Regions from separate parts of the Homo sapiens genome. Here region 2 is linked to region 1. The links are chromatin loops, found by intact Hi-C in ENCODE. Cell type or tissue: IMR-90. All regions are shown on one strand. Links, peaks and the distances in the headings refer to the core of each region. The heading gives the core; the rest is flanking DNA. Region 1 overlaps PARD3B (par-3 family cell polarity regulator beta). Region 2 overlaps PARD3B (par-3 family cell polarity regulator beta).

Evidence for each region. Peaks named below come from ENCODE experiments on the same cell type or tissue, not always from the same donor. Only the 100,000 strongest peaks of a DNase experiment are listed, where the experiment ranks them.
Region 2: a loop joins it to region 1, with 2.8 times the contacts of the local background. A loop is called at or near these places in 2 of 110 quality-filtered maps.

The regions. Positions count from the first base shown.
Region 1 is chr2:204,695,379-204,699,780 of GRCh38, reverse strand. All of the region lies in intron 2 of PARD3B (par-3 family cell polarity regulator beta), which reads right to left. Among named protein-coding and RNA genes, the nearest start is that of PARD3B, 150 kb to the right of the region's middle. RefSeq lists an enhancer at 964-2,163. In IMR-90, for the core only: no CTCF peak of the experiment used is centred there; no DNase peak of the experiment used is centred there.
Region 2 is chr2:204,861,523-204,865,924 of GRCh38, reverse strand. The region is part of intron 2 of PARD3B (par-3 family cell polarity regulator beta); the gene reads right to left. Among named protein-coding and RNA genes, the nearest start is that of PARD3B, 320 kb to the right of the region's middle. In IMR-90, for the core only: no CTCF peak of the experiment used is centred there; a DNase peak (open chromatin) is centred at 2,344; H3K27ac peaks cover 248 bases.

The sequences.
Region 1 (4,402 bases), core at 203-4,202:
TTGGGAAATAAGTTTCCATTTGGGAAAGAGTCATGTAAATAGTTTGAGTGTTGATGCCTTTGACATGGAGCCTCCCCAAACATTATTGTATCATTGTCTATCACATTATTCTTTGTTGCTTGTCTTATTGTAACATTCATTACAGCACTTTTTAAATCATCAGCACACTAAATCTGCAAATTACTTATTTTTCTAACTCATCACATTTATCTCCCCCACCCCCAACACTTCTACAGTGTTCTTACAAATCCTCCGGGAATCTCACTCGCTTAACCTCCAATCTTCCTAAATATACCAAATTATTCTGTCTTGTTAGGGAAGAGTGGCATGTTCTGAAGCTTGTTTAAAGAACCCTGATTTTGACAGCCATGTAGCCACTTCAGAAAGGAGTGATTGTGATTTCAATGTCACAATGTAAAGGACCACTGTCTTTATATTGCTTGGACATGAAGTACATTGAATATATCACAGATGTGTTTTCAGTGTCCAAGCGTAAGCAACCCCACTTCCTCGGTGAACAAGAAATATCCCCAGTCTGCCCCATTTAGGGGCCCAGGGCTCCCTGGGAGTCTCCAGGCTTTACTTGCTACACCAGGGGCACCTAGACACTTCTTTATAACTTGGGTAAAGAGTCAGAAGAAAAGAGTCATATGTCAGGTCAAGGGCTTCATTATTTTTTGAGATAATTTTGGGAAAACTGATAATTGCAAAACTTCTTCACAGCTAAGGGGAAGCTGGAGTATTAACCACATTATGATCTCATGCCATTGGATAATAACTTAAAAGATTATTATACTTCACTCTGAGTTCTGAGAAACTTCTTAAACTGCCCAAGGTTTTTCTTTTTTATATTTGTTTGCTTTAAATATAGTCTCCAGTTTCTTGATGTAAATAGGATTGCACCCAGTTGAAGCGACATTTTGAGGTTAGTGTCAAATGTTTCTTCCAAGTTCTTAAAATAAAAAGGAGGAACGCTACAATTTTAAAGAAATCCATTGGAAAAATGGCCTCTATGTTACTCTGTAAGACCACGCATTGACGTAACCACTTATACTTTAAGTATCTAAAAAGGCTAAAGACAGAACTCCTTCTGATTTCCCAGTCACTAGAATATTGGCTCTCAATACATAATTTTTGAAGTAATGAATAATAGAAATAATGAGCGTTTATGACAAACACATCTTAATAGATGTGTTAAATAGCATTAATTATTTCTTCCAGAAAAAAAAAACCCAATCAACAATCAAGGATAACAAAGACTTTAAAATAAAAAGATATAATTCGCACCAAATGGAAAAATTCCAAGTTAATCTTGCCTAGTAAATCTAAGCCATGCAAACCAAACAACTGGAATATGCATTTTTACCCCTCCAGATTTTAAGATGTGTAATTCTTTCATTGACAATTCAAAAACTTCTGAAAGAAAGGAGCTAAATAATTTGGCAGAAATGTGAACAACAATCTGAAAACTTTCCAATTAATGACGTATAGAACTGAAAGAGGTTAGGACAAATATGTCCTAATCAAATGGAAATAAAGAGGAGCCCAAAAAATAGAGCCTAAGCTTCTCTAACAGGGTAACCAACGACAATCCGTAATCTGTGAGTCACAGAAAAACGCAATGGAAACAGGCGTAAATGTAAGGCAATACATGGCCCGTGTAATTGGAGGTTCCAAGTTAGGAGGGTCTTGAGAGTTGACTCAACCCATTGGCTCTGACGCCATGTTCCTTAGATTACCGGAACCTGAATTTCTTCTCTTGTTGGAAGCTAGATGGCAGCCATGGATCTAAACTTCATAACAACAAAATAAAATTCGGAGAAAATTTCTCCCACAAGATGAAACGATCTTTCCCAGAAGGACTCAGCAAATCTCTCTTTGAACATATTTGGCACAAACTGAATCACACGACCATTCCCAAAGTAATCACTGTCACAGGGAACCAAATATTAGTAACAGACGAAGGGCCACCCAGGGTCACCCTTGCAGGTGAGTAGTCACATGCACTGAACCATATGGGCTTCAAGTTGAAGGGAGAGAGAATCTGAACACAACCGGAGGGAGAAAGGGGACAACGGATGTGAGGTCAGCAAACAACACTGTATCACAACGGACTATGTAGGCCAATCCTGTATTTCCAGACTGAAATGCATGCCTCAGAGGCTGACAGTTGGCCTTTAGAAGTCTCTAATCAAACTGCAAAACTAAAAGAGGAATTCCTGGCAGATGTCTGCCCCACTCTTGCTTATATACTCGGTCTCAGTGACTAAGATGAGCTCCTGTGTTAGAAAGCAGCATGTGCTTCATTGAGAAGCTGTTCATTATATTCAGCTGAAAAAGATTTTCTTGAAACACCACTGGCCCGATTTCTTAGAGCAATAGGGAATGAATTTATACCTTTTCTATGATCACTCAAATAGTTGAGGACAGTTAGCAGGCTCCCTCTGAACCCTCTCTTCTCAATTGTAGTCCCAGGTTCCTCAGTCTTAACACTAGGTACTTCCATTTCCAAGTAAGTCAACCAAGAGCTCTGTAAAATTCCCATTTAAAAGGCGAACTATTTAGAACACGTCATTTTACCACAATGGGTTCATTTTGAACTGGTATACAGTGGCCACACTTAGCCAGCAGTCTAGAAAATCAACTTCTATCCCTGTTATCAATTAAGAACTATGAGATTCTTCAACTTTTACACAAGTATATGCATATTTAAGATTGTTAGGCTATTAGAATAATCTCAAATCATATTATTTTGTAGTCTTTCTGGTCTGTTTGTAGTTAAGTATTGTATAAACATGTGTATTTCAATTGTAACATGGTTTTGGTTGAGATTAATGAAGACATTATTTCTGAACATGTTTCTATGCTATTTCACTCCTGATTTAAAGTCTGCACAAGGAGGCTTTCTTCTTTATTGTTAAGAAAATGTCACTTGATCCTTCAAAACTGATTCATAACATCGAAGTAAAGCTAAAAAGATAACTTAAAAAGTTAAAAGAGTAAACATTAAGTTTAGTAATCCTGCCGCAATTCTGTAAGTGAAGTTTCCATATTCACATGACAGGGAAAACACACTTTCTTTCTAAATGTGATATTAAATACTTATAGGACTTTCAAACGCTACAACTTAAAAGCCTAAGCTTAAGGAAACTGAATATTCTTATTTACTAAAAATGTATCTATAAGTACAAGCGGTTTATATAGAATTTGGAACAGGTACCTCATAAAAGTGTGACAAACATCAGTTTGATTCCAAGAGAAGTCAAAAACGTCTTGTTGGATTCACAATATGGCTAATTAATAATATAAAGTGAGTTTAGGTCCTGGAAATAGGAGAACCAGCATAGTAAATTAAGAGTCTGGTATATGGTTACTCCCATTAAATTGCTCAATAGCAAATATCTCTTGGTGAAACTATCAAGTAACTAAATAGTTGCTTGTTTAAGGTTCAGTGGTTATTTGCCCATACTGAGCAGTGTCCTGTTGACCTGTTTTTTGTTTCCGTTTTTTTCTTCCGTTAAATCATGAGACCTCAGGTCATGATTTAACGGAAGGTCAGCTGTTTTTCTCACAACTTTCCATTTTATTTCTTGAGATTTTTCCTAACCTAAGATAGAGATACCTCCCCCGATACTCCCTATTGTTTCAAAGCACCCACCTCCCATTTTATAGAACCCGCTGTTACTCATTAAGAAATAGGCAGCAAACATGATACCTGATAACCTATGCAGACGTTATCAAGGTTCTGGAATCTTGGGAAGATTCTGAACAACTATCCTTGTACTTTAGTTTTCACCTTCCTTGATGGTCTGTACCTGGAAGTTCTGATATCCCTTCTTACCACCCACATTCACTTATTAAAGAAAAATGCAATTTTTGTTTCAGAAAACTACTTCTCCCTATACTCTCAGCACTAACTCTTTCCTGAACACCTCACTAGATGGCAAGAAGAGAAGAGTGGCCTTTTGACATAACCATCCTCCTCCCTTCCAAACCTCTCTGACATTCCTCTGTTCCTGGCTCAGTGTTCTCATACCACCACAAGCCCTTTCTGGGCTATGCAGAAATGTTTGCTTAAATACCTCAGGGCTGCTGCTACACGAGGAAAGAATAAAAGTGATATATTTGTGTGATACATCACAGTTCAAAATGTTACCACACACTCTTTCATTTCATTTGATCCTCCTCCTAAAAGCTGACTTTATAAACATGAGAACTGAGGTTGAGACAGCTTAAAATAAGAAAAACCTACATTCAAACTGTCAATGCCCTGTGCTCTGCCACATGACACTCTACAATACTGCTTTAGTGAAGCTGATTTCAGCTAGGTATTAGTGGAGCACGATCTGAATCAATACACACAGGTACTGGTGACTGACACTAGTACTCACAGGCATTTGCA
Region 2 (4,402 bases), core at 82-4,081, 170 kb before region 1:
TCAAAGATTAAGCAACAAGAGCACAGGTCCATGTAGCTTATAAATGGTGAAAATGGATTCCTTGCATCATTTTTACTCTTTCCACTCTAAAATACTAATACTGTGATTTACTCTTCTTCTATATCACTATTTCTTTTTCTTTCAATAGGTTTTTGGGGAACAGGTGGTGTTTGGTTACATAAATAAGTTCTTTGGTGGTAATTTCTGAGATTTTAGTATACCCATCACCTGAGCAGTGTACACTGTACCCAAGGTGTAGTCTTTTATCCCTCACCTGCCTCCCACCCTTTCCCCCGAGTCCCCGAAGTCCATTGTATCATTCTTAGGCTTTTGTGTCCTCACAGCTTAGCTCCCACTTCTGAGTGAGAACATACGATGTTTGGTTTTCCACTCCTGAGTTACTTCACTTAGAATAATGGTCTCCAATTCCATTCAGATGGCTGTGAATGCCATTATTTCATTCCTTTTTATAGCTGAGTAGTATTCCATGGTATATATATGCCACATTTGCTTTATCCATTTGTTGATTGATGGGCATTTGCATATGGAAGTCATTTGGACTGGCTCCATATTTTCCTGATTGCAAATTGTGCTGCTATAAATGTGTGTGCAAGTATCTTTTTTGTATAATGACTTCTTTTCCTCTGGGTAGATGCCCAGGAGTGGGATTTCTGGATCAAATGGTAGATCTACTTTTAGTTCTTTAAGAAATTTCCACAGTTTTCCATAGTGGTTGTACTAGTTCACATTTTCCCCAACAGTGTAAAAGTGTTCTCTTTTTACCACATCTATGCCAACATCTATTTTTTTTTATTATGGCCGTTCTTGCATGAGTGAGGTGGTGTGATATCATATCGTGGTTTTGATTTGCATTTCCCTGATAATTAGTGATGTTGAGCATTTTTCCATATGTTTCTTGGCCATCTGTATGTCTTCTTTTAAGAACTGTCTATTCAAATGTCCTTAGCCCACTCTTTGATGGGATTGTTTTGTTCTTGCTGTATATCATATTTCTCAACCAGGGATGATGTCTTGTGGTACTTTTTATTGTCACATCAGAAGAGTGTTATTGGTATCTAATGCACAGAGGCCAGTAATCTATCAAAGCACTCACTTACACATGTGAGTTTCTGTAAAGTGCCAGACACTCCTCTAAGCACCAGGTATAGGGTGGTAAGAAAATCAGACAATGTCCTCTGTCTCAAAGTTTACATTCAAAAGTGGGAGATAGACCTTAAGCCCATAAATAAAATTGGTTCAGATAGTAACGAATGCCAGGAGGATAACAAAACATTGTTATATTGGAGAAAGAGGAAAGTGATGTTTAATATTAGACTATATTAGATAATTTGGTCAGAGAAGCACTCTTTGAATAGGGGGACTTTGCGTGGACACTTTAATTCTAAGAAAGATTCTGAGAGTCAAACAAACAGAAGAAACAGCCATTGCATTAGTTCTAGCAAGAAAGGATGTTGGGTGGTCAAGCAATAAAAAAAAGTCAGTTTAGCTGGGACATGCTGAGTCAAAAGGAGGTTGTGCTTCATGCTGAATTAGAGAAGATAGTAGGGCCAGATCATTTGGGGCTTTTCAAGTCCCAGGTAAGAAGTTTACATCTTAATCTAAGTCAATTTATTGTGACTGGATGGTTTTATCATGGAAAAAAATGGGTCCCATTGTAAAGCTCCCTTTGACTTCCATATGCAAATCTGGCACGGGGCAGGGCAAGGACAGAAGTACAGGAACGGCTTAGGAGTATGCTGTCGTGCTCCAGGCAAATGACGATGGTGACTTTAAGACACAGAAAAGGGAAAGTATAAAGATAGAATAGGAAACAGTCTATTGGCAATCAAACAATCTCCCCAGTGAAGCGCTATCAAGATGAAAGGAACACCCCCATGGAAAATCAAAACACAGATGACAGCTTAAATGAAAGTGATACACTTAAACTTTTTTTTGGAATTATAAACCATGGGGATTGACAAAGTTTGCAATCATAAAGCCCTTGTTCAAATTCAATTTTCATAAAATTCAACTGTACCTTGCTCTTGTAGATGTGTTCTGAAAAGGTTTTTCTTAACATGAAAATCGGTGTCTGTGGGAAAAGTCAAAGACTTATTTGGGAATACTCTCTGTCTTTTGTCATACACTAAAGATCTGTCTTTGAGGCACTGCAAATTTCATGCACATTGAGATCCATGCTTATCCCAATATGCTTTTCTATCTATATGGCCTAAAGGCCATTCGCAAACTACAAATGGACTGTCTTACCAAAGTTTATTTGCAAGTCAGTCACTTGGAACCCAGAATAGAAATTTCCAAAGAAACAACACTGTGTTGTAAATAATGGTTAGATTCCTTAGCCAGGCAACCGAAGTTCTAACTCACACTGTATTTATATTAAAATACCAAAGCTGTGACAATTTTAAATATTGCTTCTATGGGAAAAGAGCTGAAATTCCGATTCCTAATGCCTAGTGTCTGACAATGAGAATGAGGGGTGTCTGTCTGTCTTCATACCAGAAGTGGTTGTGGGGGTCTCAAACCACAGGGGCTGAGAGTACGACTCCTCACCAGAGTAAGAAAGGTGATGCAAGGATGGCGCTCCAGTGGAGGATGAGGCACTGGGAGTCAGGTATACAAGAGGTATCTGCATTAATTCATTCAACAAGCATCAGACTGGAAGGTGGAGATGCAACAATGAATAAGGCCTCATGTGTCTCATCCCACAGTGCAAAGACTTTATCACAGTGGGAGAGGAGGCAAGAGGTATTGATAGAGACAGGAGACAGCCAAGGGTCCCCAGCGAAATTCCATCTTCAAGCCTAAAACAGCCTGAAGGCTGAAAAAACAGACTGCTGGTCCCGGATGGAGCCCGCCCTTTCCCGACTGGTTCTCTGAACAATGCCCACCTGCACACTGGGAGGACGGGGTGGAGCCTCCGGAGGTTTGCGCCATTTGCAGTTGGGAGGAGCCTGTGGCTTCTTCAGTTCCTGGGTGGTGAACTGGGATTCAATCTGTAAGGTGAGAAACCTGCTAGCAGGACTCTCTCTCACTTTGCTGAGTGTTATTTTTTTGTTTTACTATTTGCCCAATAAGTTCTGTTCCTCACCCCTCTATGTGTCTCAAGCCTAATCTTTCCTGGTCGTGTGACAAGAACCTGGTTTAAACTAAACTGAGGGGAAAGTTCTGCAACAGTAGAGGGGAAAAGGGATGTCCTGGAAAAAGTGAGGCTCTGGTGACAAGAACAGATGTGAGTGTCCTAGTGAGAGGTTCTTGGGGACAGAACAAAAAAGAAAGAGAATCATGAATTTAACTAAAACCCATTCAGTCTTTGATGTAGTATAAACCTTATATATTCCATCTACCTAAATCAACCCTCACGTTTTACAGAGGAGGAACCTAGTACTAAAAGGCAAAGGAGTCCAGTGGTAAATGTGGAATCGGGTATCAAGTGCTTGATAATCAAACATCTATTCATATATGCTAATCAATATCAATTTTTCCTCCTTTTAATAAATTATGCCCTGGAATCACAGGAAAAGCTTCAGCCATTAATGAAAGAAGGACATTAAAAGCCACTCCCTTATTTTCCAGGTGAGATAACGAAGGTCCAGGGAGGTAAAGTGATGTGACTTGCATAAGACGAAGTCACAGTGAGGGCTGCCTGGCTTGTGTGACCCAGAGGTTTCCACTGCACTTCCAGCAAGACCAGCTTCATTGCCAAAATGAGGACAAGGAAAAAGAGCTGTATCGCTGGGAGTGGATATCATACGTAGACTAAAAAGGCATATTCCTCTAAGCAAAGATTTGAAACATAATTTTCCACTTATGAAAATTGGTCATTGGTAAAAACAGTCATACATGATTTAGACCCTCTTTACCTAATATAAACATGGAGTGAAAGTTTCTAAATAAATGAATTTTCTAAAAAATTAATATTTGCCCTTTAAGTGACAAAACTTTCAGCCATTTCTTTTTTTTTTTTTTTTTTTTTTTTTTTGAGAAATGTCTTCTTTTAAATGTCTTAACTGAATCAACTGAAATGAGTTTTTCCCCACTGAAGCCTTGAAGCCATCATTTCATTTTGGTAATTGAGTAATTTTTATGGGATCCTTCTTATCTGAACCTGTCTCTGTGCCGTTTTATCTGCATGCTTCCCTCTTGCAGCCCTCTAATTCCAGTCAGATGCTACTAGTCTTCTACAGACTGAGAAAAACTGGATCATAAAGACTGACAGAAAATTATGTAAGGTAAGAGTCCAAAAGCCAAGAGTACTTCTCAAAAGTTAAATAATCATTATGATGGTAATTTTGGTGGCTCAGAGGCATCTCCAGTGACACTATTCTGAATATAACTTACTTATCCCTTTTGATCTCAATTCAGTAGCATTTTCAATTACATC